3 separate regions of the Homo sapiens genome follow, and all the other regions are linked to region 3. A link is an interaction called in ENCODE POLR2A ChIA-PET data of the cell type or tissue named here. Cell type or tissue: OCI-LY7. All regions are shown on one strand. Each heading gives the region's core, and the rest is flanking DNA. Links, peaks and the distances in the headings are about the cores only.

Evidence for each region. ChIA-PET counts read pairs that join two places held together with the same protein. Peaks named below come from ENCODE experiments on the same cell type or tissue, not always from the same donor. Only the 100,000 strongest peaks of a DNase experiment are listed, where the experiment ranks them.
Region 1: POLR2A ChIA-PET joins it to region 3 with 5 read pairs; 2 of 35 experiments call an interaction of 5 or more read pairs at or near these places.
Region 2: POLR2A ChIA-PET joins it to region 3 with 5 read pairs; 3 of 35 experiments call an interaction of 5 or more read pairs at or near these places.

The regions. Positions count from the first base shown.
Region 1 is chr2:26,170,262-26,180,334 of GRCh38, forward strand. GAREM2 (GRB2 associated regulator of MAPK1 subtype 2) reads left to right here and starts at 2,827. Exons shown (of 6, transcript NM_001168241.2): 1 at 2,827-3,071; 2 at 6,083-6,223. The coding sequence starts at 2,960. RefSeq lists enhancers at 5,289-5,827, 8,149-9,064, 9,065-9,980 and a silencer at 8,785-8,904. In OCI-LY7, for the core only: no CTCF peak of the experiment used is centred there; no DNase peak of the experiment used is centred there.
Region 2 is chr2:25,430,765-25,440,837 of GRCh38, forward strand. DTNB (dystrobrevin beta) reads right to left here. Exons shown (of 21, transcript NM_021907.5): 13 at 3,146-3,231; 14 at 2,122-2,235. It overlaps LOC124900608 (a long non-coding RNA gene), which reads left to right and starts at 2,337. Exons shown (of 2, transcript XR_007086247.1): 1 at 2,337-9,630; 2 at 9,721-10,073. DTNB-AS1 (DTNB antisense RNA 1) reads left to right here. Exons shown (of 3, transcript NR_183382.1): 3 at 1-156. In OCI-LY7, for the core only: no CTCF peak of the experiment used is centred there; no DNase peak of the experiment used is centred there.
Region 3 is chr2:25,507,520-25,517,592 of GRCh38, forward strand. The region is part of intron 9 of DTNB (dystrobrevin beta); the gene reads right to left. Among named protein-coding and RNA genes, the nearest start is that of DTNB-AS1, 91 kb to the left of the region's middle. In OCI-LY7, for the core only: no CTCF peak of the experiment used is centred there; no DNase peak of the experiment used is centred there; H3K4me3 peaks cover 670 bases; H3K27ac peaks cover 818 bases.

The DNA of each region.
Region 1 (10,073 bases), core at 4,454-9,453, 660 kb after region 3:
CAATGCCAGTTTATACCTGCTGTCTGGAGCCCAGGCTACCTGCACCTGTTGTCCTAGCTGGGTGGGGAGGTGGTTAGTACCGGCTTCCCTCTTAAAAGTCTCCCAGTTAGGATGACACACGGTCACCCTAAAGAGAGACCCTACAGGGTAGGGGAAGAAAAGTGAATCTAAGGCAGCACCCTTCTCATTCACTTGCTTCTTCCGGCCTTTTCGCCCTCCTGTCTCAGACCTTCCATTCCCTTCTTTTCTTTTTTTTTTTTTTTGAGATGGAGTTTCGCTCTGTCACCCAGGCTGGAGTGTAGTGGCACGATCTCGGCTCACTGCAACCTCCGCCTCCCAGGTTCAAGCAATTCTCCTGCCTCAGCTTCCTGAGTAGCTGGGATTACAGATGTACCTGGAGTGGCAGACAAGCACCACCATGCCCGGCTAATTTTTTGCCTGGATAATTTTTGTATTTTTAGTAGAGACAGGGTTTCACCATGTTGGCCAGGCTGGTCTCGAACTCCTGACCTCAAGTGATCCACCTGCCTTGGCCTGCCAAACTGTTGAGATTACAGGTGTGAGCCACCGCGCCTGGCCCATTCCCTTCTTAAGACTCCTATATTTTCACTGTATTTTCTTTTCTTCTCCTGCCAGGCTTCACCTTCCCACTTCCCTGGGAAAGAACCCACCCCACCCCTACAGACTCAGGAGAGCGGAGTCCATCTGGGCTGCCTGAGTCACCGGGGTGAGCAGCTCCTCCCTGGCCAGGGTGAGCGGGCTGGGTTTGGGCCAGGCTGGGGAAGGGCCTCGGTCAAGTTGGTAGGTGGGGGTCCTGCCTTCTGGTCGCAGCGCTGCCTCTTTCTTGCCGTGTGACCTTAGAGCAAAGCATTTCTGCTCTTGGAGTCTCAGTTTTTTCCTCTGCAGCAGTTGAGGATTGAACCACTGATCTAAAACGTCTCTTCTCGCTGAGAAGTGGTGTTCATCTTGTCGGCTGCCATTTCTCATGGGGTTCGAGCCATAAGATGCCAGGTGTCAGTCACCTCAGAAGAGAGGGTTTTGTTTGTATTTGGTGGGGTTCTTCCGGGGGTACCGAGGCTGAGGACTGATGGATCGAGGCGGGTGGATCACTTGAGTTCGGAGTTCGAGACCAGCCTGGCCAACATGGCGAAACCCTGTCTCTACTAAAAATACAAAAATTAGCCAGGTGAAAAATTAGCCGGGCATGGTGGTGCTTGTCTGTAATCCCAGCTACATATGTAATTCCAGCTACTCAGGAAGCTGAGGCAGGAGAATTGCTTGAACCTGCGGGGCGGAGGTTGCAGTGAGCCGAGATCGTGCCACTACACTCCCGTGAGGGAGCAGCCTAGGGACTAAGGCCCGCTGGCTCCGCGAGATCAGCCAGGCCCGCATCATCCCCCAATTACCTGCAGAGGGCGCCGCAGACACAGAGAGGGCGAGGCCGAGGCCGAGGCCATCTAAGCTTCTGGGAAGGGGGTCCCAAAGGGAGGCCCCGAGCTGGAGTCCAGGGGGCTTGGAAGGAAGAGGTGAGGACAGCAGAAAAGGAAACGCAAATTAAAAGAAGGGAACGAAGGCTGGGCGCGGTGGCTTACGCCTGTAAGTCCAGCACTTTGGGAGGCCGAGTCGGGAGGATCGCTTGAGGTCAGGAGTTCAAGACCAGCCTGGCCAACATGGTGAAACGCCGTCTCTACTAAAAATACAAAAAAATTAGCCAGGAGTGGTGGCAGGTGCCTGTCATCCCAGCTACTCCGCAGGCTGAGGTGGGAGGATCGCTTGAGCCCGGGAGGTGGGGGTTGCAGTGAGCCGAGATCGCGCCACTGCACTCCAGGCTGGGTGATAGAGTGAGACCCAGTCTCAAAAAAAGAGAAGGAAAAGAGAGAAGGGATGGTGGCGGTGGGGGAGGAAGGCGGTTCTTGTAATGATCCGAGAGGAGACCGCAGCACCGGTTACGCCCTCGAACCTCGGCCTCCTCATCTGCAGAATGGACGCAGTCCACACCGCGTGCTGTGGAAGGGTTGGAGCGCCGGTTTACATGACACAGGGCTATCGGCTAAGGGGGCGCTGGGAACGTGGAAGGTGCTCTATGGTGGGGCGCTGTAGGGTGCTCTTGGGCAGTAGGGTTGGAGTCAAATCTGGGTTGAAGTCCAACCTAGGTTGAAGTCCTGGCTGCCACCTGACCTCTGCCCCTCAGTTTGCTCATCAGTAAAATGGGGTTAAGGAGGCTGCCTCGCCCAGCTCCACGGAGCCGGAGGTGATGAAGGTCCTGGAAGAGCAGAATTCAGAACCCGAGCTTTGGGCGGCGGAGCAGGACAGGGCGCGGGTGGGCGCGGCCTCCGGGAGGCCAGCACGAGGGGGAGCGGCGGGGCCCGGACACACCCAGCCAGAAGGAGGAGGCCGACCCCGCGCCGACTCCGCAGATGCCGCTCGGGACTTCGTTGTCCCTCCAGGCGCCCGCCCTGGGGTCCTCCATCACCCGCCGTCACCTGGGCGCGGGGAAGCTGGCGGGAGGGGAGGCGGGGCTTGGCGGCAGCGGCGGGTGGGGGCCGGGGAGCGGGGGCAGGGGCGGGCGGACGGAGCGCGGGGCTGGGGACCCGGGGTCCCAGAAGGGGGCGCGGGGACGGGGTCCGAGGAGAGGGGGCCGGGGCGGGGCAGGGCGGACAGGGCTGGGGGCGGAGGTCCGGGGGTGGGTCCGGCGGCGAGTCCGGGTCGGGGCGGACAGAGCAGGGGGCGGGGGTCCGGGAGGAGGGGGCCGGGGTCCGGGAGGAGGGGGCGGGGCCCGGGGGCGGGGCCGGGGTCGGCGCCCTGCGGGGAGGCCGGCCACGTGACGCCCGCGGCCCGGCGGGGCTGCCAGGCGGCGAGCGCCGCGGCGGCCCCGGGAGGTGGCGGCGGGCGCGAGAGCCTGGGCCGCGCGGGACTGACCGTCGGGGCCCCGGGACGGCGGCCCCGGGGCGCCCATGCCATGGAGAAGCTGGCGGCCGGGCTGGCCGGCCTGCGCTGGAGCATGGGCGCCTTCCCGCTCGACCTCATCGTCAGCCGCTGCCGCCTGCCCACGCTCGCCTGCCTTGGGCCAGGTACCGGGGTCGCTGGAGATGGGGACCGGGGTCCGCGGGGAAATGGTGGGCTCTCCAGCCAGGGGCCAGAGGGATCGTGAGGAGGGTGCGGCACCCGCACCCTCCCAGCTCCCCGGCGTGGGCCCCGAGCGGTTCCTGGCGCGCCTCCCGGGAGACGCGGGGCCCACCCGCCAGGTCCGCCTCCTGGGCCCCGCGGACAAGCACAGGCACAGACACCGGGGACAGGGCCCGGGACAGAGTTTTCCCGCCCAGCTGGAGTCCGGAAAGGGGCCGAGCCCCTGCTCCCGCCCCGTCGGTTGCCCCCCTTTCCCCCGCTGCCCCTGGGCCCCCCGCCCCGGCCGCGCCCCCTTGGTCCCTTTGTCCCTGGCCTCTCACCTCTGTCTTCCCTCATCCCTGGGACCCGGACTCTGTCTTCCCCTTACCGCCACCCCTAGTCCTGCTCCGCCCCTCTGGGGACCCTTCTTGCACCTCCTTTCTCTTCCCTAGGAGCAGCCTCGGTCCTGGGGCGGGCAGGCCACCTTCGGGAGAGGCCGGCGGGAGCCGGGTCTGCTGCCCGGCGTGACCCCCAAACTCCCGGCCCTCCCCCGAATCTTGTCCCACTTCTTAATAGGACCTGGGGCCCCCAGCCGCTCGGCTGATGGAACCACGCATGGGGGCCCGAGAGGGTACGCCCGGAGGCTGCATGGAGCGAGGGGACCGTTTGGGGGGAGGGGGGTGCTGCTTGGTTGGGGGATGGGCGGTAGCCGGGGCTGGCAGCCAGGCCGGGGGTTTTGTGTGTGAGAAGAATAGGGGTTTGGCCCGCGTTGGCACACTCGCTTCCATGAATGCTAATGGGGCCCGCGGCCGCAGGCTCCTCGTCTCCCCGTGGGGCCCGGCAGCCCCTCCTCCGTGGCGGCCAGGAGTGGGCACAGTGGGCGTCAGCTGTCCCGGGAGCAGGCTCATGGGGGAGCATCGGCGCCCCGCCGTCGGGCAGGCCAGCGTCTAGTTCTCTGGCTCGCGGCCGAGTGGTCAGAGTGTGGTACTGTGTCTGCCTGTGAATGGAGGTCGCTGCCCTGGGGTCTTCTGGCCACTTCCCACACATCCTTTTTGGCATCTCCCCTTTCTGGGCAGCTTTTCTGAGCTCCTCGGTCTGCGTAGGGCCTCCTTTGGGCTCCCCGGCCACCTCATGCCAACTCTGGCTTGTCTCCTACTGTGCACCCCATTATAATGGTCAGTCAGTTTATTGTCTTTAGACCTGGCTGTGGGCTCCTTGAGACCAGGCATCCTTGCCCAATAAAGATTATGGATTGAATGAATGGGTGAGTGAATGAACAACTGGTGTGATGGCCCAGCTGTCTGTTGTGTGTGACAGTGTGTGGCTATGGCTGGGTCACCATCAGGGTGTGAATGTCTGGTCAGAATTGTATGGCTTGAAGGGTAGGTCCCTGTGTGCCTGTGCATTTGGGAGGGGCCCCTTGGCCGGAGACTGAGTTATGTTGTTTGGGTGACAAGCATCTGTCACTGTGGGCTATTGTGGTTCAGCTGTTGGTGGTCATGAGCCATGATTACTGCTGTGTGCCCATGTGGCTGTGAAGATGGGGCTAGGACCCAGGACAGCTCTCAGAGGAGGGAGCAGAGTTGGAGGAGAGCTTCTTGGGCCCCCGGAGGTGAGGAGGTACAGGGGAAAGCTTAGACAACACCCCCAACACACACATAGTGGGGGCCAGGCCCTTCCTGTGCGTCTTGAACCGCCCGCCACCCTGCCACACACACACACACACATACACACACACGCCTACCCCACATGTACACATTTTATGGAGCCCCCAGCCATCAGAGTAAACCATTTCCCATTTGATTGGCAGAAATTTTGTAAGTTGTGCCTGAAGGAGAAAGGAAGGAGGTACTCCCTACCCCCACCCTCCCCACCAGCTGCAGCCCGGACACAGCCCCTTCTGCCTCCTGGAAGCTGGGCTGCCCCTCCTGCTCCCCTGGAAACCGTTGCTGGGGTTGGCGCCTCCAGGCCCAGACCCCTCCCAACTCCCAACACCTCTGCCCCAGAGCAGCTTCCCCCAGGCCCCAGGGCTGGGCCTCCCACTCCTGCCTTCTAAACCTGCTCTCTCAACCCCTCCAACCCTCAGCCGTCACCCCTGTAACTGGGAGGATGAGGGGGCGTGGGGAGGGGGTGTCAAGGAGCTGCTTCTCTGAGATGGGGTTGGGGGTTTCTGGGGACTCCCCCCTCTCCTTCGAGGTCCCCTTGACAAGGCAGTGGGTGGCTTCTCTGAGATGGGGTTGGGGGTTTCTGGGGACTCCCCCCCTCTCCTTCGAGGTCCCCTGAACAAGGCAGTGGGTGGAAAGGAAGGGCTGCCCTTGGGAGAGGCAGTAATCAGCTGCTCTAAGCCCTGTCATTCTCCTGACCTGAGCGACCCGTGGCTCTGGGGGAGCTCTCACAGCTGGGACCTTATAAGGGACAGTCCCGTCCGGGCCCTCTCCACTGCCCCAGTAGGGCCCTTCTTGCAGGGCCTAGGCCCTGACTGGGAAGCACAGCTCCAGCATCTCCTGCTCAATAAAGTCTCCCTTCGCCACCACACCCCCAGCTGGAGCCTACTGCTGCCCTCCGGGTCCCCAGACATACTCCAGTCAGTGCCTCAAACTTGCCTAGTCTCTGGTACATCTCTGCCCACCTCCCCAGGGGCCTAAGGGCTCCTGGAGGGCAGGGGCTGGTCTGGGCTCATCCATGGGGAGCTCCCCCTGCTCCAGCTCAGAGCCAGGGACAGCAGGCATTCCAGCCACTGATGAACGAGGGGCCCCGTCGGGAGTCACAGCCCTGAGAGGCTCACAGCCAGCCCCACAGCCCCAGGCCCCAGCTGGCAGCCCGCCTGTCCCTTGAGCTTTGCTGACCTGGACAGGGATTGTGTGGAGCTGTCCCTCAGGGGGGCGGTCTTGGTGAGGACGTCACTATCTGTTCTTTCTGCCCCTTCTAATGTCCTGTCTTCCTTCCCCTCATCCTCTGTCCTCCTCCCCCTTCCCAGGGGAGTACGCCGAGGGCGTCAGTGAGCGAGACATCCTGCTCATCCACTCCTGCCGGCAGTGGACAACGGTGACAGCTCATACCCTGGAGGAGGGCCACTATGTCATCGGGCCCAAGATCGACATCCCCCTGCAGTACCCAGGTGTGTCCAGCCAGGACAGATGTCATAAAGCCTGTAGGGGGGTGTAGGCAGGAGGGACTGGGGCCAGGGGTAGGGGGAACGCTGGGACTAGCGAGGCGGTGATTAGGGTTAGGGTTGGAGTCAGAGCCCAGCAGTTTTCATTCTGTTCTGTGGCACTCTGGGTTTCTGGAGAGGTGGCTCACAGGTTTTTTGATTCACATTTTATTTTAAAGTAGATTTGAAACTAATGATTAAAAAATACCCACACTCTTAAATTACTACACATCAGAGCTTAACCCTAATCAGAGGCCTTCAGGGTATACCTTCGGCTGCCACGCTTAGCCATCTTTGTGCAGACCCTCCAAGAGAACATGTCCTGCCAGGACCTTTTCTGTACCGCGCAACCAAATACCGCAGAAACCAGCGAATGCCCAAGCTGGTTACATGGCTGCACCTCTCCGCGCTGATCCTGTTTTTCCCAATTTTTGCGTTAAACCTATTGTTTCCATTGGTTGACTTTATAAGTGAATATTAAAAATTTTAGACTTCTAAAGATTATGCTAATGGACTACCTTTATTAGTTTTATACGTGACGTTGACATATAATAAGATTTTGTTTGAAGAAAGGATTCTGTTACCAAAACAGAGTACAGCCCCTTCCTTTTACAGATGATGAAACGGAAGGCTTGGGGGAGGAGGTGACTTGCCCCGTGTCACACATCTAGGAAAGGAAGAGCCTGGCCAGATCCAGGTATCTCAACTGAGGGCTGGTGTCTGCTGCACTACACCAGGAGCGTGTGGTTGCTGTCCCCTGTGTGGGAGGGATGGGAGTCTGGTGGCCCCATCCCAGAGACGTCCCCGTGTGAGCCCCGGATCCCACATCTGCCATGTGTTAAGCATGTGCTGCATGCCATATGCTGGGCCGAACATTTTTGCCATTTCATCCTCATGGCAACCTGATGAGAAAGTCTTGTCAACTCCATTTAACTCACCAGGAAACTGAGGCTCCAGGAGTTTCAGTGGCTTGCCCAGTGCCATGTTTTTTATTTCATTTTTTGTGTTTTTAGAGATGGTCTCCTTATGTTGCCCAGGATGGTCTCAAACTCCTGGTCTCAATGAAGCCTCCTGCCTCAGTCTCCCAGAGTGCTGGGATTATAGGTGTGAGTCACTGGGCCAGGCCCAGTTCTGTGTGTGTGTGTGTGTTTTCTGTTGCTCAGGCTGGAGAGGAGAGGCGCCATCTTGGCTCACTGCCTCCGAGGTTCAAGGGATTCTCCTGCCTCGGCCTACCAAGTAGCTGGGATTACAGGTGCCTGCCACCACTCTCTGCTAATTTTTGTATTTTTAGTAGAGACAGGGTTTCACCATGTTGGCCAGGCTGGTCTCAAACTCCTGACCTCAAGTGATCCGGCCGCCTTGGCCTCCCAAAGTGCTGGAATTACAGGTGTCAGCCACCAAACCCAGCCCAGTTCTGTGTTTTTAACTGCTGTGCCCAGCTGCTCCTGACAACCCCCTCACCAAGGCTGGGAAGGTCCCATTGCTTCTTCACAGGTACCCCTGCCTCCTCTGGCCCTGGGTCTCCCTGAGCCAGGAGGACAGGACTGAGCCCTTTACAGAGGCTTCTGTCTTTTACAGCCTGTGAAGTTGGTACCTGTGTACTCCACCCCCCAAACCCTTAAAAGATGTGGAAACTCACTCAGATTTCTTTCTGACCTGGGGTTCTATCTTGGGCTTGGAGCCCACTGGGGGCCTGCTCAAGCTAGAAATTTCCAAGCTTGGTTCAGGGGGAGGTCCCAGGTCTTCTTGGGATAAAAAAAGCAAAAGTTGCCTGAGCAGTGGCTCTTATATGTAATCCTAGTGCTTTGCTGAGACAGGAGGCTCCTTTGAGGCCAGGAGTTCCAGGCCAGCCTGGGCAACATAGCGAGAACAAACAAAAACAAAAACAAACAACCCCCCCCCCCAACAACAAATAAATTAGCTAGGCGTGGTGGCGCAGGCCTGTAGTCTGGCTACTGGGGATACTGAAGCCAGGTGGGGGGGATCCCTTTAGTCCAGGAGGTTGAGCCTACAGTGAGTTATGATGGTACCCCTGCATTCCAGCCTGGGAGACAGAGCAAGATGGTGTTTCTAAAATAAATAAAAATTAAAAAGAAAAGAGAAAAAGAAAGGTTGGGAAAATCCCTCACTGAAAAAAACGTGACTTTAGGGACTTCATTTTGGTTGTGTCATTAAAACTCTGGGAACCCAAGGCACAGTCTCCCAGGGAACCGTGGGTCCGGGGGCTCCTAGCTCTTCCTCCCATCTCTCTGGCGCCCCTGCGTGCCTGTGTACGGTGGTGGTCTTGGAGGGGTGGTGGTCTTGGGGGGCGCGGCCCCAGCCCCATCTTTTCGCGGGGCTGCTTCTGTCCGCCCGCACGGGGGAGGGGAGGAGGAGGCGGAGGCGGAGGCAGAGGCCCCTAGGAGGGCGAAGGCCGGCGGGTTAACGAGGAGGCGCTGAGTGCACGGCTGGGCTCCACGCTGATTTCTCCTAATGAATTAATAATGGCGCTCGGGCGGGCGGGGGTGGCCGGCTGCGGACCGCGGAGAGAGCCGAGGGGAAGGCCGTGGAGGGAGGAGGACGGCGACTCGCGCCGGGTGGGGCTGAAGGCACTGCGGGGTGACTCGGTCTCCAGGCTGCGGCGCTCTGCTCCGGGAGTCAGGGAGACCTGGCCTGGCCCCGTACTGTCCCCCGTCCCAGCCCCCGCCCCTGGCCCTGCGGGAGGGGCCAGGCGTCTTCCCTGAGCATGGTGCCACTTCCCCAGTGTTGGCCTTGTTTCCTGCTCAGCATTTGGCAGATGCGCCTCTGGCCCAACTAGGATGTTTCCATTTTACAGACGGGAAATCCGAAGCCCAGAGAGATTAAATAATTTGCCCAAGGTCACACAGCTGGCTAGTGGCAGGGTGGGATTCAGCCAGATTTGTCGCACTCCAAAGCCTGAGCTTTTACCCACGTTCTTTACTGAGTGTGTGCTGTGGGGCAGGCATGGAGAAGGGTGGTCAGCAATCCCCTGCCACAGCCCTCAGGTGCTTGGGGCTGGAAGGGAGGAGCGAGGCAGCCATGTGCTCTGAGGGCAAGGACAAGGAGGAGGGGCAGGTCAGGATGGAGCAGGTCCTTAGAGCCGTGGGGGACCTCAGGTTCCATACAGGGGGAGGCAGGAGAGGAAGCCGCCCCTGGGCTGGCGGGGAGGAAAAGGCTTCCAGGGTCCAGAGCATCACTCCCTGGAGGGCTCCCTTCCTTCCTCCCGCAGTAATGACCGGCGCTGGGCTTCAGGCTGCCGCGGAGGGGGATGGTGCTGGATGCCATGGTTACATCGATCTTTCCTGCCACATCCTCCCCCAGCTCCAGCCCTGACTTGGCTCCAAGTCGCCCCACAGGGGGCAGTGGGCATTGCTCCCTGCCTGGCTACTTGTGGTTGGGGCAGGGGCGGGGGTGGGGGTTGTGTGTGGACTTGGGGGAGGAGGCGGGAGTGAGGGGAGGAGGCTACTCAGTGCCTGCAGTTCCTGCTTCCCAAGTCCTAGACCCCTGCTTCTTGCCTGCCCCCCTCCACATTTTTCCTCTGTTGCCCTCTAGGGCTGTGGCACTTCAGAGGCCTCTTCCCAGGAGGGTCCCAGGGCGGGGAGGGCAGGCCTGGGGGCTCCCCCGCCAGCGTTCTCCTAGTCATTTCCCCTTGTTCTGGGCTCTCATTTCTCTCCCTGCTCCGTGATGATGCTTCAGGCCCTGACCTCTGCTCCTCTAACCCTGCACCATGGGTGTCTTCATCTGGGTCTCTCGCTGGGTTTAGGGGTCTCCAGGAACCCCCAGCACTGAACACACAATTGTGTGTGTGTTCATGCTA
Region 2 (10,073 bases), core at 3,430-8,429, 76 kb before region 3:
TTGTTTTAGTCATATTATGAGTTCTCAAATAGGATGTGGGTTTATAAGTATTCATTTGACTATTACGCTTCATATACGTTTGTCGCACACACATTCGTCATACATTTTATTGTAAGCAACGTACCATTAAAAATAATAATAAAGGAAGAAAAGGCATCCCTGGTGGTCAAGGCTCATAGCCACTCACCCTATGGGTGAAGTTGTCTACCTTGTTTTATTATACTAGCTGGGTGCTGGCAGTCCCTGGCCTCATATATACTGATCAAAACCAGACAGATGTCAGATACCTACAAGTGAATCCAGCCCTTTATGTGTCTTTTGATAAGCAAAAGTTCTTAATATTAATATAAATGGATTTACCAACTTCTTCTTTCATGGTAATTCTGAGATACTACTTTCTATTCCAAAATCCTGAGGACATTCTCCTACTTTCTTCTAGAATTTTTTTTTTTTTGAGATGGAGTTTTGCTCTTGTTGCCCAGGCTGGAGTGCAATGGCATGATCTTGGCTCACCGCAACCTCCGCCTCCCAGGTTCAAGCAATTCTCCTGCCTCAGCCTCCCGAGTCTTCTAGAAGTTTTAAAGTTCTGTATTCATGTTGAATCCATCTGGTGTCGGTTTTTGTAATTAGTGTGAAGTAGAAGACCAGTATGTTTTGTACATAGGCATAGAAAACTGTCCCAGCACACTTTAAAATAGTCCCTCCTTTCTTCAGTGATATAGGAACTGCTTTTGAGGTTAAATACTTTCTGATTACTCCAACTTCAGACCCTCATTGGTCTCAGATTTACATTTCTGCTTCTTGCTATCCTATGTGACATTCCTGGACTCAGCCCTGCTACTACATCTAAGATATTTTTCAGATCCTTCCGGCTTAACTGAGCACTTTCAGCAATCCAGTTTCAGCAACAGTTAGACTCAGGATGACAGGCCTTTTTGCTTTTCTAGATATAAAACCAGGCACTAGACAACAGGTGCATCTTACGCCAACAGCCTAGACTTACACTCTGCCCAAGTCAGCAGCATTTGTGTTCCCATCCTCCCTAGTACGACACCAGCTGTACTAACACCACAGACTTGCAGCAGTAAACCACAGAGCCACCCAAATCTCAGCCTAACTACATTGAGAAACTAAAATAAGTTTTTAAGAGAACGAAAATCTCTATACATCTAATGATTTTTTTTCACCTGCACAGTTTAAATTCTTTATGACTCTACTATGACAACTTTTATTGATGATATAAATCTAAACAGTAGAACATCTACAGAAAACAATAATCTCCATTCTCTGGGAAAAGAAACAAGAGGCTACACAGAATCCTAGATGATAGCAAATTAAAAATCAACCTAAACAGAAAGAATCCACTATTTGAAAATCTAGAAATCTGGTGAGAAGTCACTAAATGTAGTTTCCATAATGTCTTAACTTACAGAAGAGTGCGTACACACACACACACACACACACACACACACACACACACCCCTTTCTAAGGCTCATAGGCAATAAGACCCTAACAATGGATCAGATCACTTCTGTGAAGACTTCCCCATTCCCTCCAAAACACCATCAAACATGGTGGTGACGCTGCTCTCTATTCCCATTCTCATCCTATGTCCTTAGTTTCCTGATTCTTGAGACACTTTGTTTAGAAGCCATGGTGCAAGGGTTTCATGTCTCAGAGATGCGCACAGGAAGCATCCTTCTCCTTCGGCAGAGCCCTGCATTGACTGTAAAGTGCCAGGAGAATATACTCACAGCAAAGGCAAAGCATTCTTCCCGCCAAGTGTCTCTAAAGTCAGACAAATTAGCAAGTTAAGAGACAGACTGCAGCACAGTGGTCTTCTTAAAGCAATCACAGAAGTATAAACAGTGCCCTGCTGGTCCTGGAGCTGGGAGACTGGTATTTACCAAGTTCTGTGATAATGGCTGACATTCTTAGAGTGATCTCTAATGGAACCCAGACATCTGAAGCAGCAACAGAATGGGTGAACTCTTCAGTGGTCTGCGCTCACAGGATTGTTTATACTGAACAACAGATTCTACCCCACTCCTTTGGTTTCCTCAGATAAGTTCCATCCATAGTAGATTACATGTGGCAAGTGGTAGAGTGTCCCTACTCACCTCAGCAGCCGCAGCTCTGCCAGCAGCGTGGGGTTCTGCTGTGCCTTCTCAGGGGTGGGCTGGGAGGCCTGCTCGTGTTCCAGGCGGAGACGCTGAATCTCCTGCAGGATCTCTCTAGAGAGGATGGGTGAACGGAAAGGGGCTGCACAGTGCTTCTCACTCACGCTCCCTCTTTCCCTATTACAACTTTTCAACTCTAGCAGTGCCTCCTCTACCAATCTTGTTTTGATTGCTTCCAAATGGCCAAGAGGTGAAATGGACACCTTCTCAATACTGCTTCACCTGACATTTCCTCAACAAAGCAATCCTTTGTGGTGGAAAAAGTCATAAAAATACTCTTCTCAAGGACCTGAAAAATCTCCAAGAAAGGAAAATTACAGCCAGAATACTTTATTTACTCCGTTCCACTCAGGCAGGAGGAAAAGGGAACTCCTTGCAACCTCCTAATGCAGGTCCTGTGCTGACTTCCCTTAATCCTTCCCTGCCCCTTCCTTCCCTCTGTCCCCGATGCCCCAGTAGACAGCTATGTTGCTTCTATCTATGCCTGTTACCTTAGGTCGGGTCTCCACATCCTGGCTTCTACCTTTCAGTACATAATGGTGTGCTGTCTGCTCTCTGTGCCGTTAAATGGCATTAATTTTTTTTTTTTTTTAAGGAGAGACCAGACAGTCCTACATAGCATAATGGGTCAGGACAAGATGACTAGATACAGCAAAATGTTGCTGGGAAGCAGAGTGGAAAACGCAATTGTGAGAGGGGGTCACACGGATGGGTGGGAGGAGGCCCTGCTAAAAGGAATCCCCCGAGGGCAGGTGAGCAGAGCTGTGGACTACCAGAATCAACAGCATGCAGACAGACACAAATCAGCGTCCAGGGCATTCCCTGGACTTGGGCTAGCCTAGGTTCACTGAGGCAAGGTCTTCCTTGGCGGTCAAAAGCCACCTAGTATCCAAGGAAAATGAGAATCAGATACGCACGTGATAATCCTGGACTCTGGAAGTGGGCTCAGCCTCTGCGTTCTTACCTGTTTTTGTTTTCCAGTTCTGCAATAAGCTGTCTTTGTTGTTTGTTGGCATCAAAGTTAAAGCTCAAGTCAGTGGGAGGACGAGTCTAAAGTGGGGAAGTCGGGAGAAAGTTTTTTTTTTTCTGATCCAAATATACCCAGAGTTCTAGATTGACTGATTTTTAAAAAAGATTTTTGACATATAATTTACATATCATAAATCCACCCGTTTTAAGTATACAATTCAATGAGTCTTAGTAAATTTAAACAGTTGTGCAACCAATCACCACAGTCCAGTTTTAGAACATTTTCCATCACCGCAAAAAATTCCCTCATGCCAGTTTGTCACCAGTCGCCACTCCCACCCCCAACCTCAGGCAGCCATGCGTCTGCTTTCTGTCTATAGTTCTGCCTTTTCTAGAAACTTCATATAAACACATAGTCTTTGGTTTCTGGCTTCCACTTGGCATAATGTTTTTGGGGTTAATTCATGTTTTTCCATGAACTAGTCTTTTTTTTTTTTTTTTTTTTTTGAGATAAGGTCTTGCTCTATCACACAGGCTGGTATGCAGGATGCAGTGGCATGATCACAGCTCACTGCACTCTTGAACTCCTGGGCTCTCACCTTGGCCTCTGAGTAGATGGGACTAAAGGCACATGCCACCGTGCCTGGCCTAGTAGTCCCTTCTTTTTTATTGCTGTATAGTATTCTATTGTTTCCAGCTTTTGGTTATTATCTATTGTTTCCAGCTTTTGGTTATTACAAATGAAGATGCTATGAACTTTCATTCACAAGTATTTGTCTATGTATGTTTTCATTTCTCTTGGGTAGACACCTAGGAGTAAAATTGCTGAATTATATGATAACTATAATTAACATCTGAGGAACTCCCAAACTGCTTTCTAAAGTGGCTGTACCATTTTACAATTGCATTAATAATAAATGAGATTTCCAATTTCTCTACATCTTCACCAACACCTGTTGTTTTATTTACTTTTTATTTTTTATTTACTTACTACTTTTTTCTTTTAACCATCCTAGTAGGTATCAAGTTCTCAATAGTAAATTTTTTAAAAATTAAGATATAATTTTCCTACCATAAAATCCACTTTTAAAAAGCATATAATTCAGTAATTTTTTTTCCTTTTTGAGACAGAGTCTCACTCTGTCACCAGGCTGGACTGCAACGGCATGATCTTAGTTCACTGCAACCTCTGCCTCCCGAGTTCAAGCAATTCTCCTGCCTCAGCCTCCCGGGTAGCTGGGACTACAGGTGTGCACCACCATGCTCAGCTCATTGTTTGTATTTTTAGTAGAGACAGGGTTTCACCATATTGGCGAGGCTGGTCTCAAACTCCTGACCTCAAATAATCCACCCACCTTGGCCTCCCAAAGTCCTGGGATTACAGGTGTGAGCCATCAGGCTTGGCCGAATTCAGTAGTTTTAATGTATTCATGAGGTTGTGAAGCCACCACCCCAAAAAGAAACAGCATACCCATTAAGTAGTCATTCCCCATCCCCCTTCCCTCGCCCTTGACCTCCATTATCCATCTCTATGAATTTGCCTATTCTGGATATTTCATATAAATGGAGCCATACAATATTGACCTTTTATGTCTATCTTTTTTCACTTAGCAAAATGTTTTTAAAGTTCACCCATGTTGTACCACATATCAGTACTTCATTCCCTTTTACAGCTGAATAATATTCCATTACATGGATATACCACTATTTGTTTACCCATTCATCAGCTGATGAACATTTGGGTTGTTACCACTTTTCAGCTGTTTTGAATAGTGCTGCTTTGAGCATGTATGTTGAGTTATGTTATTATTTCTCTTGTGTACGTACCTAGGAATGGAATTACTGGGTCATATGGTAACTGCCTTTTGAGAAACTGCCAAACTGTTTTCAAAAGTGACTGTATTATTTTACATTCCTGCCAGCAATGTATCAAGGTTCTATTTTTTCCACATCATCCTAATGGGTGTGAAGTGGTATCTCATTGTAAGGCAATTCGTATTTCCCCAATGACTAGTATGTTGAGCGTACTTTCATGTGCTTACTGGCCATTTGTATATGTTTTGTGGAGAAATTATGTGATTGTGATTTGCATATCCACTGATATTTCTGACCCTTGTTAACTCCTTTAAGAATATGGTAGCCAGCAGGTGCGGTGGCTCACACTTGTAATCCAGCACTTCGGGAAGCCGAGGCAGGAGGATCATGAGGTCAGGAGTTCAAGACCAGCATGGCCAACATGGTGAAACCTTGTCTCTAGTAAAAATACAAAAATTAGCCAGGTGTGGTGGTGGGCGCCTGTAATCTCAGCTACTTGGGAGGCTGAGGCAGAAGAATTGCTTGAACCTGGGAGGTGGTGGTTATAGTGAGCTGAGATTGTGCCACTGCACTCCAGCCTGGGTGACAGAGCGAGACTCCATCTGGGGAAAAAAGAAAAAAAAAAGAATATGGTAGCCAATGAACATGAGTAGGTGGTGGCTCCCTTTTATTGATTAACCAGAAAGGCAGCTCTCACTGAGGGCTCCACGATGACCCTGCTTCACTCTGTACACTCTTGGCTCTGCCTGAAACATGTTGTACCATGAAGACCTTGTTTCCTGTCTAGAGCATGAAGATTCAGTAAGTCTTTTCATGTGGCAGTTTCTAAATAAACAAGGGCAAAACAGCATAGCAAATCTGGGTAAGAGGCTTTTTACCAAATTATCAAGTGTTTTTCTTTTTTAAAAGAAAAAAAAAACCAAGATGATTTTTCTTCCTCCAGAGAAGCATGGACTGGCAGCCTACTGAGTAAATTTTCTATATTGTAGTCAGTCTTGTGAGAGCCTGAGTTGAGTCTCAGAAAAGTAGCTTGCTTGAGACTGAGGCTGGCTGTGAAGAACAGGTTTGCAATTCCTGAAAACTGGAGCTAAAAGTAACAGCTGCTTAATAGAGTGAGACGAGGGAAAATTATGGGTCAGGAGGTAAGCTCTGAAAGAAATTTGCTTCATATGATGATGAAAAGAAGCCCTGTGGCACTTCTCTGGAAGTATCTAGAGAAGCTTTCTGGTTTTGAGTAACTGCAAAGCCAAGGGATCTTCCACAGAGGAGGTTAATATAGGAATCAAGTCATTATCAACAGAGATTCCTAATCAGGTAAGACTGGTTGGCTCCAAGAAGCACTGTAATGCAAATATAAAGAAGTAGGGGTGGAGGAAGGTTCCAATCCTGAGGCAGCAGTTCCCCTAGGGGCAGCTGGTGTCCCGGCAGGACTCCTCAGTGATGAGTGTCCAGTGATGGCTTATCTCACTCAATCAAACTTTAAATACAGTCAAGTATACATCAAATAACAGAAACTTAGAACTTTTATCTATGTACTTTTTTTTTTTTTTGAGACAGAATCTTGCTGTGTCGCCCAAGCTGGAGTGCAGTGGCATGATCTCGGTTCACTGCAGCCTCCGCCTCCTGGGTTCAAGCGATTTTCCTGCCTCAGCCTCCTGAGTAGCTGGGATTATCAGCATGTGCCACCATGCCTGGCTAATTTTTGTGTTTTAAGTAGGGACAGGGTTTCACCATGTTGGCTAGGCTGGTCTCAAACTCCTGACCTCAAGTGATCTGCTCACCTCGGCCTTCCCGAGTGCTGGGGTTACAGGCATGAGCCACCGCACTCAGCTTTTATTTACAATCTTAAACACCATAGTGCTCATTAAGAAGAAGAAGAAGAAAAAAGCCAAGTCTCTTCCTAAAATGCCTTCAGGACACTGAAGGGAAAAAGACGGGAATGATTTCATAACAACATAGGAGACTTTGTTGATCCAGTTCATAAAGACATAGGATGCTTTGGCCAGAGAGACATGAAGATGATTTCTTTCAAAAAATAAGTAGTTCACACATTTATTCAACAGATACTTCCTGAGCTCCTACTATGTGCCAGGCACTGCTCTACCAGTTAGGGATGTTCTGGTGAATAGCCCCACCCCCATGGAGCTCAGATTACACTGGGAGAAAAATAAGAAACCCAAAAAATAAATATAGACATCAGCAGGGATAATGCAATAAAGAAATGCAGGGTAAGGAAACAGTGAACCGGGACAGAAAATTCTTTTTAAATGAGGTGGTGATGAAAGGGCTCTCAGAGACTCAATGAAGTGAGGAAGCCAACCAGGTGAAGGTCTGAGGGAAGGCCTGCTGGGCAGAAAGAAGGGCAAATGCAAGGCCCTGCAGCTGCTTGGGCTTGGGGTGTTCAGATCAGTGCTGACGGAGGGAAGGAAGCTGTGGTAAGAGCGAGGCACGGGGAGATGAAGGGTCTAGACCAGGGGTATCCAATCTTTTGGCTTCCCTGGGCCACACTGGAAGAACTGTGTCTTGGGCCACACACAAAAAAACTAATGATAGCTGATGAGCTAAAAATAAATAAATAAATAAATACACAAATCACAAAAAAATCTCATAATGTTTTAAGAAAATGTATGAATTTTTGTTGGGCCACATTCAAAGCCATCCTGGGCTGCATGCAGCCCACAGGCCATGGGTTGGACAAGCTTGGTCTAGACCATACAGGGCCTCTGAGCCATGGAGAGGAGTTTCCATTTCATTCTGAATGTGGTGTGAAGCCACTGTAGGATTCTGGGCAGGGGAATATGAAATTTGATTATATGTGTTAAAAACACTGTTCTACATTTACATAAATAAGTGGCTGAGTAATTTAATACATGGGGAAGAACAGACAAATTTCCCATACAGAAGAATTCCAAATAAGGTATGGACATACTCTGCCCTCAAGGAGGTGAAGCCTAACTCCCCATTCCTTAAGAGAAGCCTGTGCATAGTGACTTCCTTCCGAAGAGTCTGTGTGGAAAGGAAAAGGAATAACTTTATGTTGGAGAAACCTGACGAACACTGCCACAGCCAGGTGATCAAGGTCAGCATCAACAGTGACAACTCATGTTGATAGTAGGTACCTCTTGATACGCCATGATGAAAATGGCACTTTACCTTTTCCTTTCCCAAACCCATAACCCCAGTTCTAATCAAGAGATAAACATCGGACAAATTACAGTTATTAGACAGTCTATATCTGACTAGTACTCCTAAAAATTGTCATGGTCATCAAAAACAAGGAAAGTCAGAGAAACTGTCACAGCTAAGAGGAGCCTAAGATGACATGACAACTAAATGTAATGTATCCTGGATGGAACAGAAGAAGGACATTAGGTAAAAACTTAGAAAATATGAATAAAGTATGGACTTTAGTTAATAATAATGTATCAATATTGCTTCACTAATTGCAATGAATGTACCATACTAATTCAAGATGTTAATAACAGGGGAAACTTGGCTGGGTTGCTCACTCCTGTAATCCCAGCACTCTGGGAGACAGAGGTGGGAGGTCATTTGAGGCCAGGAGTTCGAGACCAGCCTGGTCAACACGGCAAAACCCCTACTCTACAAAAAATACAAAAAAAATTAACCAGGCTTGGTGGCGCGTGCCTGTAGTCCCAGCTACTAGGGGGCTGAGGTGGGAGGATTGCTTAAGCCTGGGAGGTTGAGGCTGCAGTGAGCTGAGATCACACCACTGCACTCCAGTCTGAGTGACAGAGTGAGACCCCGTCTCAAAATAATAATAGGGGAAACTGGGTGTAGATTATAGAGAACTCTCTGTACTATCTTTGAAATTTTTCTGTAAATCTAAAACTTTTAAAATAAGGTTTAAAAAATAAACATTGCTTTGGCTACTCGGTGGAGAATTTAGTGTAGTAGGAGAGGAATGAAAGTAGGGAGACGAATTAGTAATCCTAGCTTTGCTACTTTCTGGCTGTGCCACATTGAGTTATTTTACTATACCTTTATTTTCTTGTCTATAAAATGGGAATATTTAGTGAAAGTGATGTGGAGAGGATTTAATGATATAATGTAGGAGGCAGCACAATGCTCTACAAATGCTGATAATTATAACTCAAAATAAAATTGTATCTAATAAACTTATTATACACCTCTTATGTGTAAATCCAGCAAGTAGCAAAGGCAGAACTCTTAAACTGAAGATAAACACTGCAAAGCTTACTCATAAGGAGGACACATGGTTCTGGGGTTTAATAAAATTCTAGAATCTTGGTAGTCAAAGCATTATGTTCACACCACTAAAACTCAAGGAAGTTCCCAGGTCCAGTGAGCAACTCGGGGGTTGTAGCATCTAGAGCAAAAGATGCCCAGAAAAAAAACTAAAGCTGAAGGCCTCTTAATTGATCTCTACTTAGTGAGCATAGCAGGTATACTGGAAGGGTCTCGGCTTCCTGTGGAAAACACAGCTTGCGTGCTTAACAAGACTCGTCTGTTCCTCACTGGAACAAATGCACTTGCAATTATGTCATCTAATTAAATAACAAATAAACCAGTGAGATACGAGGATGAAAAGAGGGTTTCTATTTCTAGGAAAACCAAGTTGAATGAGTTGGAGACTCCATAGAGATGGGCTTCTAGAATAAAATGGCACTGACTTAGCTGAAGGTAAGACAGCTGTAAAGATTTGGAAAAATTATAAAGAGAAATTTTGTACTCTTGCATCGTAAGTTAGTAAGTTCTCATTTCATTGTAAAGGACTGAAAAAGGAAGCTGAACTTGCAACATGTGAGAACATTTTGTGCAAAGGAGACAACCTGGAGCTCCAGAGGACCTACACTCAGTGAATGGGCTTGGTCCTACATCCAAATATACATGAGGACATGCAGAGAAATGTTCAAGTATATAGGTATCATTTTTGTGGTTCCCTATTTTAACTTATTTAAAAATGTAGTAACAGTATTTTTAACATAGGCAAAAGGAGAGAAAATAATGTATTTCCATATACTCAAACTAGGTTAAACAGTTACAAAGATTTTTGACACATTTGCTTCATCTATCCCATATTTTATTTCTCTCTCAAGTATTTTAATGCAAATTCTTGAAAACAA
Region 3 (10,073 bases), core at 2,378-7,377:
TCTCCAGTATTTGTCAGCAAATACTGTTGCCCTAAGTACATCCAATGTTCGTGTATCTTATCACCTCTTATTACCTCTACTGTTATCCACCTCGTCCACCCAAGTCTTCCTCTCACCTTTTTCAAAAGCTGACTCCTTCCTTCCATCCTGACTCTGCTTTAGTCTATTCTCTACAGCGGCCAGAAAGAACATCCTTTTAAAATGGAAGTCAGATCAGTCAAAGCAATCCAAACACATCCTCTTGTCACTTAGTCCTTACAATGGCATATAAGACCCTCTACCATCTAGCCCTCATAATATCTTTGATTTCATTTCCCTCTTGCTAATTTAACTCCCCCTCTACCAGCTTTTTGATGTTCCTTAAACATGCTAGGTATGCTTTGGCTGCAGGGCCTTTGCCCAGCCTGTTCCTTTGGCAAGGAATGCTCTTCCTCCAGATACCCAAAAGGGTAACTCCATCACCTCCTTCAAGCTGATGTTCAAATGTCACTTTTCATTAAGGCCTAAAGCAATTATTAAAAATGGCAACCCACTAGACCTCCAATACTGCCCATCCCTCTTTCCCTATTTTGCTGTTCTATATAGCACTTATTACCTTCTAATATATAATTTATTTATTTATTAAGATTTTTGCCTGTTTCCCACCACTAAAAAACAAGCTTCATGAGAGCAAAGATTGTTTTGTCTGTTTTTCTTTAAGTGAGGCCTGGAACATATTAAGTGCCCAATAAATATTTGCTGAATGACTGATAAACAGAGAAAATCTGAAGATAACGAAAGGAATAATAAGACAAAAGCAGGAATCAGTAATTATCTGTTTCATTTCATGATAATTACTAACAATTTTGACATATAAAGGAAAGGGCTGTTAAATATGATCCATTCTGAATGTCAAATATGCTAGGTATACCACTGGCCTTCCAATTTATAAATATGGTATACCTCTTCATTTATTTAGGGCTTTTAACATTTCTTTTTTGTTTGTTTTTTTTTTTTTGAGATGGAGTTTCGCTCTTTGTTTTTTATTTTTTTGAGATGGAGTTTCGCTCTTGTTGCCCACACTGGAGTGCAACGTCATGATCTTGGCTCACCACAACCTCCGCCTCCCGGGTTCAAGCGATACTCCCACCTCAGCCTGCCGAGAAACTGGGATTACAGGTGTGCACCACCACGCCGGGCTAATTTTTTATTTTTAGTAGAGACAGGGTTTCTCCATGTTGGTCAGGCTGGTCTCAAACTCCCAACTTCGGGTGATCCACCCACCTCAGCCTCCCAAAGTGCTGGGATTATAGGCGTGAGCCACTGCACCCGGCCCTAAAATTTCTTTCAGCAATACTTTGTAGTATTTAGTTTACACATCTTGCACATATTTCATTATATGTATTCCTACGTTATGTTTCTCAATGCTATTATAAATGGTATTGCTTTTTAAAATTTCATTTCCTAATTGCTGCTAATATACAGAAATGCCACTGATTTTTTTAAAGTGATCTATGTCCTGCAATACTGCTAACTTTGTTAGTTCTAGTACTTTGCTTTGTAGATTCCTTAGCATTTTCTATGTACACAATCACGTCATCTATGAATAAAGAAAATTTTAATATTTCCTTTTCGATCTGAATGCCTTTAATTTCTTTTTCTCGTATTACTGCACTAGCTAGGATCACTAGTAAAATGCTGAATAGATGCACTAAGAGTGACATTCTTGCATTGTTCCCAATATTAAGGTAAAATGTTCAGTCTTTTAACATTAAGTATGATGGTAGCTAGGTAGGTTTTTCATAGATGTGCATTTTCAGATTGAGAAGGTACCCTCTATTCCTAACTTTCTGAGAGTTTTTAAAAATGTGAATTGAGGGTTGAATTTTGTCAAATGCCTAAGATCATTTTCCTTCTCCTCGAAACATACCCTTTACAAATTCCTTTAGCGAGGTTCCTTTAGTAGTGAGCATTTTTATTCATCTGCAAATGTTTTTGTCTTTGCCTTTCTTGACAGGTATTTTCTCACTGGGTATACAATTTTAGGATTATTATTTTCCTCTCAGTTCTTGGAAGATCGTATTCCACTCTCCTTTGGTTTCTAATGTTGCTCTTCAGAAGTCAGCTCTCTGTGAAATTGTCAATTCTTTGTAAATAATCTTCTATTTGTTTTTAGTATCTTTTCTTTGTCTCTGGGGTCCTCTAGCTTTACTATGATGTGTGTAGGTATGAATTTTCTTTTAGATTCTTTTTTTTTTTTTTTTTTTTTGAGACAGAGTGTTGCTCTGTCGCCTAGGCTGGAGTGCAGTGGTGCGATCTCAGCTCAATTGCAACCTCCATCTCTTGGGTTCAAGTGATTCTTGTGCTTCAGTCTCCCAAGTAGCTGGGACTACAGGCACGCATCACCACACCTGGCTAATTTTTGTATTTTTAGTAGAGATGGGGCTTCACCATGTTGGCCAGCCTGGTCTCGAACGCCTGACCTCAAGTGATCTGCCCACCTTGACCTCTCAAAGTGCTGGGATTACAGGCATGAGCCACCATGCCCGGCCTAGATTCTTAATTAAGATTTGTTGACCACTGCTATGAACTTGGGACAATTTCCATTCATTATCTTTTGGCCTTACCAAGAATTTTTTTTATTTTGTCCTTCTGGAATTCCAATTATCTGTAGGTTTATAATCTCTAAATCTAATCTGATATTTACCTTATCTAATTGAGGTTTCTATTTTTTTTTTAATTCCTAGTTTTATTTGATTCCTTTTCAGATTTTCTGGTAATTTTTATATTCTTTTGTTTCTCCATACTTTATACTTTTAACATACTCCTTTTTTAAAAAAATATTTACTTTATATGCTGTATTTGATAGTTCACACTCTTTGTAGGACTTTAATGTATTGTTCCTGTTAATTCTTACACAGGCCAGCTTATTTTTTTCTTACGTGAGTTCAAGTTCCTTGGAACTTATCTGTGGAGATTACTCAAGGCTGAGGTTTTTAAGTGCCTTTCTTCTTCTTTTTTTTTTTTGAGATGGAGTCTCGCTCTATTGCCCAGAATGGAGTACAGTGATGCGATCTCGGCTCACTGCAACCTCCACCTCCCAGATTCAAGCAATTCTCCTGCCTCAGCCTCCCATGTAGCTGGGATTACAGGCACCCGCCACCACACCCAGCTAATTTTTGTATTTTTAGTAAAGACAGGGTTTCACCATGTTGGCCAGGCTGGTCTCGAACTCCTGACCTCAAGTGATCTGCCTGCCTTGGCCTCCCAAAGTGCTGGGATTACAGGCGTGAGCCACCACGCCCAGCTTAAGTGCCTTTCTACAAAGAGAATTTATGTTTGCTTCTGACAGGTTTCTGGGAGCACCACCCAAATAGAGAAGCTTTAAATTTAATTAAATTCCTGAGTTGGGATTTGGGGGCTAAAAATATGGTATAAATTCTGGTTTCAAACCCATGTGAAAGTGGGCCTGTGGTTAGGAATTTCTCTTTTAGGCCTTTGTTCTTTGTAATTATAAATTATAACATGCTTCTACGCTGATTTTCTCAAAGGGGCAGGAATAAAATGTTTATGTTTCCTACCTGACAACTTGGTAAATGTGAGAGGGAATTTGAGGTGATCAGCTTATAAATTAGAGTGCCCACACAACCAGATGAACAATACATATTAATGTCCTAAACCTATATGGAAACACAAAAGATTTTCTTAAAAGGTATTCTTTTGTTCAGCATCGTACCATTTATTTGTATTTATTCACTTCATTTATGTGAGAAATGCATAGATTATGTCAATATAAATCAGTTTCATACCCTAAATTCACGTTGGTTCAAATTTAAGGTTACTTTTTTTTTGAGATGGAGTTTCGTTCTTGCTGGCCAGGCTGGAGTGCAATGCGCGATCTTGACTCACTGCAACCTCCACCTCCTGGGTTAAAACGATACTCCTATATCAGCCTCCCAAGTAGCTGGGATTACAGGCGCCTACCACCATGCCCAGCTAATTTTTCTATTTTTAGTAGAGATGGGGTTTCATCATATTGGTCAGGCTGGTCTCGAACTCCTGACCTCAGGTGATCCACCTGCCTCGGCCTCCCAAAGTGCTGGGATTAGAGGCGTGAGCCACCGCGCCCAATCGGGTTACTTTTTTAATGCTTCCATATGGAACTGATACTTCATACAGTATCAGTTTTAGATTTTAAGCTTTCAATAGGGCTGAGCTCACTCAGATAACATCAGTAGCAGTTTAATCAATTTCTCAAAATGAAGACTTTAAAAATTCATCTCAATAAACTCTATGGAGAAGCTCTTCACAAGAATGTTTTCCTTGTGATAAACTGGACACAGGAAATGAGTGAAAAATAACAGCTGGATTTATATAGAATTAAACATGAGGTGGTCACAGCTTAGAAGAAATAACTAAAGGGAAAAAAGAAGTCCCTTAAATTCCAAAACAATTCTATTTAAAAAAGTGAAAAACCAAGGATGTAGATTATTCAATACAATTTAACTGAACATTTCTTTAAATTCATGCTTGGAGCCAAAGTCTCCAGTTTTACCCTTAGGATTATTCCATTAACATGATCCAAAGGGGAAAAAGCGAGACAAAAGAAAAGGGCCACTTTACACCAAAGGAGATGCCTTATTCCAACCTTATCTTGACTTCCAGGATTATTTCTGGTAGTAAAAGACAAACTTCTCTCCAAAAACTCATAAAAAATACAGATTTTTACAGTTTGAGTAACTACTCTTTGGTTGCCTTCCAAAGCGTCAGTAGGACCAGCAAAAGCATACCAAATCAACAAGCAAGGTCCTATAATGTGACCTTGAACAGAGGGACTACAAGAAAGTTGCTGAATTTAACCTAATTCAACTAGAATTTACAATTGTGCTCCATCCTCTAGAAACACAAATCAGTATAAAGTTCAGTCCCACAAACACATGGAATCTGCCAGGCACTAAAGATGTACAATCCCAGCCCTTAAAAAGTTGAAGGTGCAAAGAAAGTGCTTACAATCTTCAAGAAGTCCTGGTTTAATACATACTCAAGAAATCCTTAAGGAAAGAGATAGCATTTTATTGGATGATCAAATGACTGATAAAACAATAAGAGCTCAAGGAATTTAGGAATGCAAAGAAGAGATCCATATGAGTTAGCTACTTGGAGGGTTTAAGGAAGGTTGCATGGACATACCAGGATTTAAACTGGACTCCAGGATATAGAAAACCTGTAAATCTGAAAGAGACAAGTAGGACATTCAGGAAAGCAGGTAGCCGGGCTGGGACATCATGAGCTAGCTTGGTGGAAAGGGCAATAAAGTTTTAAAGGGTAGGAAGGCAGCAGGTCTGGCAGAGCAGAGGCTTTGTCCTCCATAAATTAGTAGTAGAAGATAAGATTCCAAAAGTAAGGTGGGTCCCGATTACACAGGCCTTGAATTCCAGCACGAGGAGTGCCTCCTTCATTCTACAGGCAGTGAGGTTTTGTAGATTTTTAAATAGGGAAGTAATATGACAAAGGCAGTGACTCAAGAAGATTAATTTGTTAGAAATATGTAGACAGATCAGAGTTTTGAGAAGAATGAAAGAGAGCTAACACAGCAGGTTCTAAACTCAGGCACCAGTCAAAAGTGGGCAATGTGAAGACTTGCAAAGGTGCGGAGAAATATTCAAATTATTCTAAATTGCAGTCAGTATACAAATCCTATTAAGAAATTCCATTCAAATGAAATACAATCCTGAGGCTCAATGTCTGCATGAAATTATATTACAGGTATAACTTAGGTTTAGATAGGGAAGAAATAAATGTCAAAGAGAAGCAAATTTCTCCAATACTATGAATGATTACTTTTTAAGGATTTTTAAAACAATCATAATGAACTAGAGAACCATTGCTTTCAACTTCAATTTTTGAATTATTGGTCTAGCACTGTAAAAACACAGGAAATAGGTCGGGCTTGGTGGCTCACGCCTGTAATCCTAGCACTTTGGGAGGCCGAGGCAGGCGATCACTTGGGGTCGGCAGTTTGAAACTAGCCGGCCAACATGGTGAAACCCCGTCTCTACTAAAAATACAAAAAAATTAGCTGGGCATGGCTGCGGGTGTCCGTAGTCCTAGCTACTTGGAAGGCTGAGGCAGGAGAACTGCTTGAACCCAGGAGGTGGAGGTTGCAGTAACCCGAGATCACACCACTGCACTTCATCCAGCCTGGGTGACAGAGCAAAACTCCATCTCAAAGAAAAAACAAAACAAAACAACCAAAAAAAAAAAAAAAACCCCACAAGAAATAAAGCCTGCCTCATTCTGACACACTGATATCATTTAATAACCTGAATGCCTCATGAATATCACTACTATTAGTAAGTCATGAACACATATAGATACACATGCAGTTATGCATTCTGTAAGTATTTAAGATCTACTATCTGCCAGACCCACGCCAGATAGGGAGATAGAGCAGGAAGTAAAATAAAGTCCTTGTCTCTGGCAGTAAAATGAGTTTGGTGGGGAAAAAAAAAAAAAAAGCCTTGCTTTCAAAGAACTTACAGTCTAATAGGGTAGAGATTATAAACAAATACAAAAATGAATTTTTAAAATGTCATATAATGGCAAGTGTCATGCAGAAACTGAAACAAGGTAAGAGGAAACAGAGTGACTGATGGTGCTATTTTAGATAAAAAAGTTACAGAAAGTATCTCTGAGAAGCTAACATTTAAGGAGAGATCTGAATAACATAAACAAATAAGCCATGTGAGTATGAGGATGAGGGGCACATCAGGCAAAGGAACCAGTAGTTGCAAAGGCCCTGAGGTGGACGCACACTTGGTATTTGCAAGGAACAAAACCAGAATAACAAAGGAGGATAGAGCAATGGGAAAGTGGCAGGAAATAAAGTTAGAGAGGTTGCCAGGAACCAGATTTTATGGGGCCTTGTAGACCATTGTATAGACTTCGGCTTTTAAGTGTAAGGGGAAGTCACTGAAGGGATAAAAGCCCCCCCACCCCCCACAAAAACAAAAAAAGACATGTGCTGGGTTATGTCATAGGACAAATATATTGTAGTGCTAAACGAATTTACTAGATCTGAATTTTCATCTCTGAATTTTCTTTGCATACATCTAACACCCTTTTAGGAACAGATGATTTGTATTGTAAGTTCACATAAAAAGAAACATCTTTGAAAAAAATCTTTTTTTTTTTTTTTTTTTTTGGTGGGGACAGAGTCTTGCTCTGTCACCCACGCTGGAGTGCAGTGGCTCTCGGCTACTGAAACCTCCACCTCCCGAATTCAAGCGATTCTTGTGCCTCAGCCTCCTGAGTAGCTGGGATTGCAGGCCCCACCTCCACGCCTGGCTAATTTTTGTATTTTTAGTAGAGATGAGGTTTCACCGTGTTGGCCAGGCTGGTCTCCAACTCCTGACCTAAACTGATCCGCCTGCCTTGGCCTCCCAAAGTGCTGGGATTACAGGCGTGAGTCACCGCGCCCAGCTGAAAAATCTTAAAAGGATTTTTCATTGACATTATTATCATTAAGCAGGATATAAAAGTGGGTTGAATCAAAGGGAATATATCCACAGTTGTGGCTACTGCTAAGGATTTGTTATACATAGAAGATGACTGTGCCCTATACAGGACTCAATGCAAACACAGAAGGCAAGAAAAACAAAAAGCAGAACAAACACACCGAAAAAAAACAAGGGAGAAGAAAGGTAGAGTATGAGAAGGAAGAAGAGGAGAATTGCTCAACAGATTTAATAGAATCCCTATCAAAATCTTTTGTTAAAATTGACAGGTATAGACTAAAATGTGTGTGGAAATGCAAAGGATTAAAATACCCAAAACAATTTTGAAAAAGAAGAGAACTTACACTACCCAATTTCAAAACTTACTGTTAAGTTATAGTAACCAAGATCATATGGTACAGCTATAAGGACAGATACACACATAGGTCAATGGGACAGAATTGAGAAATAAACTCATATTTATAGTCGGTTGATTTTGACAAAGATGGCAAGACAACTCAATGGTGCAAGGAATGGTCTTTTCAACAACTGGTGCTTAGACAAGTGGATATCCATGCATTTATTTATTTATTTATTTATTTATTTATTTAAGACTGAGTCTTGTTCTTCTTGCTCAGGCTAGAGTGCAATGGCGCAATCTCGGCTCACTACAACCTCCCGAGCAATTCTCCTGCCTAAGCCTCCTGAGTAGCTGGGATTACAGGAGCCCGCCACCATGCCCGGCTAATTTTTTGTATTTTTAGTAGAGATGGGGTTTCACCATGTTGGCCAGGCTGGTCTCGAACTCCTGACCTCAGCTGATCCACCTGCCTCGGCCTCCCAAAGTGCTGGGATTACAGGCATGAGCCACTGCGCCTGGCTGCTTCATTTCTAAGATGTTAACAACAGGGGAAACTAAGTGCAGGGTGTACAGAAACTCTGTCCTATTTATGAAACTTCTGTAAATCTAAAACTAAAATAAAAAGTTTATGTAAATATTTTTAAGTAGGCAAAATATCTAAATAGACAATTGTACCAAAGAAGATATGTGGATGGTTAATATGTACATGATAAGGTACTCAATATCATTAGTCATTAGGGAAATACGAATTAAAACTACAGTAAGATCCTACCACTCACTAACTAGGATGGCTATAGTCCAAAGAATGACAATATACCAAGTGCTGATGAGAATGTGGAGAGACTGGAACTCTTAAGTATTGCTGGTGGGACTGTAAAATAGTCCTGTCACTTTCTTTCTTTCTTTGTTGAGACAGGGTTTCACTCTGTCATCCAGGCTGGAGTGCAGTGGTATAATCCTGGCTCACTGCAGCCTCAACCTCCCAGGCTCAAGTCATCCTTCTACCTCAGCCACCTGAGTAGCTGGGACCACAGGCATGCATCACCCCACCCCGCTAATTTTTTTGTATCTTTTTTAAGTAGAGACGGGGTTTTGCCATGTTGCCCATGTTGGTCTCGAACTCCTGGCCTCAAGCAATCCTCCCACCCCAGACTCCCAAAGTGCTGGGATTACAGGTGTGAGCCACCGTGCCCGGCCTCCCATCACTTTAGAAAACAGTTTGGCAGTTTCTTAAAATATTCAACATACCCTTGGCTGGGCATGGTGGCTCACGCCTGTAATCCCAGCACTTTGGGAGGCTGAGGCAAGCAGATCACCTGAGGTCAGGAGTTCGAGACCAGCCTGGCCAACATGGTGAAACCCCGTCTCTACTAAAAATACAAAAATTAGCTGGGCGTGGTGGTGGGCGCCTGTAATCCCAGCTATCTGGTAGGCTGAGGAAGGAGAATCACTTGAACCCAGGAGACAGAAGTTACAATGAGCCAAAGACCGTGCCATTGCACTCCAGCCTGGGCAACAACAGCAAAACCCTGTATCCAAAAAAAAAATAAAAAAGTTAAATATATGCTTGCACTGCATGACTCAGCAGTTCTACTCCCAGATATGTACTAAAGACAAATGAAAACATATGTCTACAGAAAGACATGAATGTTCATAGCAGCGTTATTCATAAGAGTCAAAAACTAAAAATGAGACCAATGTTCATCAACTGGTGAATGGATAACAAAATGTGATCTATTCATGCAAAGGATATTTTCAACATTAAAAAGAATGACCTATTTATTCTTGAAACAAATGGATAAACCCCAAAAATATTATGCTAAATGAAATAAGTCAGAAACAAAAGACTACATATTGTACGATTCTGTTTATGTGTAATTTCTAGAAAAAGCAGGAAGTAGTTTGGTGATTGCCTTAGGGCTGGAAGTGGGAGCTGGGATTGACTACAAATGGATAGGAGGGAACTTTTTGGATGATGGAAATATTCTTAAACAGGATGGTGGCAATGGTTGCAAAATTGTATAAATTAACTGAAAATAATTTAACTGTCACAGTGGGTGAAATTTACAGAACATAAATTACACCTCAAAAAAAAAGACAAATCAAAATCACAATGAGATATTACTCCATACCCATTACGATGGCTACTATAAAAACAAATCAACATAGAATAACAAGTGTTGGCAAGGATGTGCAAAGTTGGAACTCTTTTGCAGTACTAGTGAGATTATAAAATG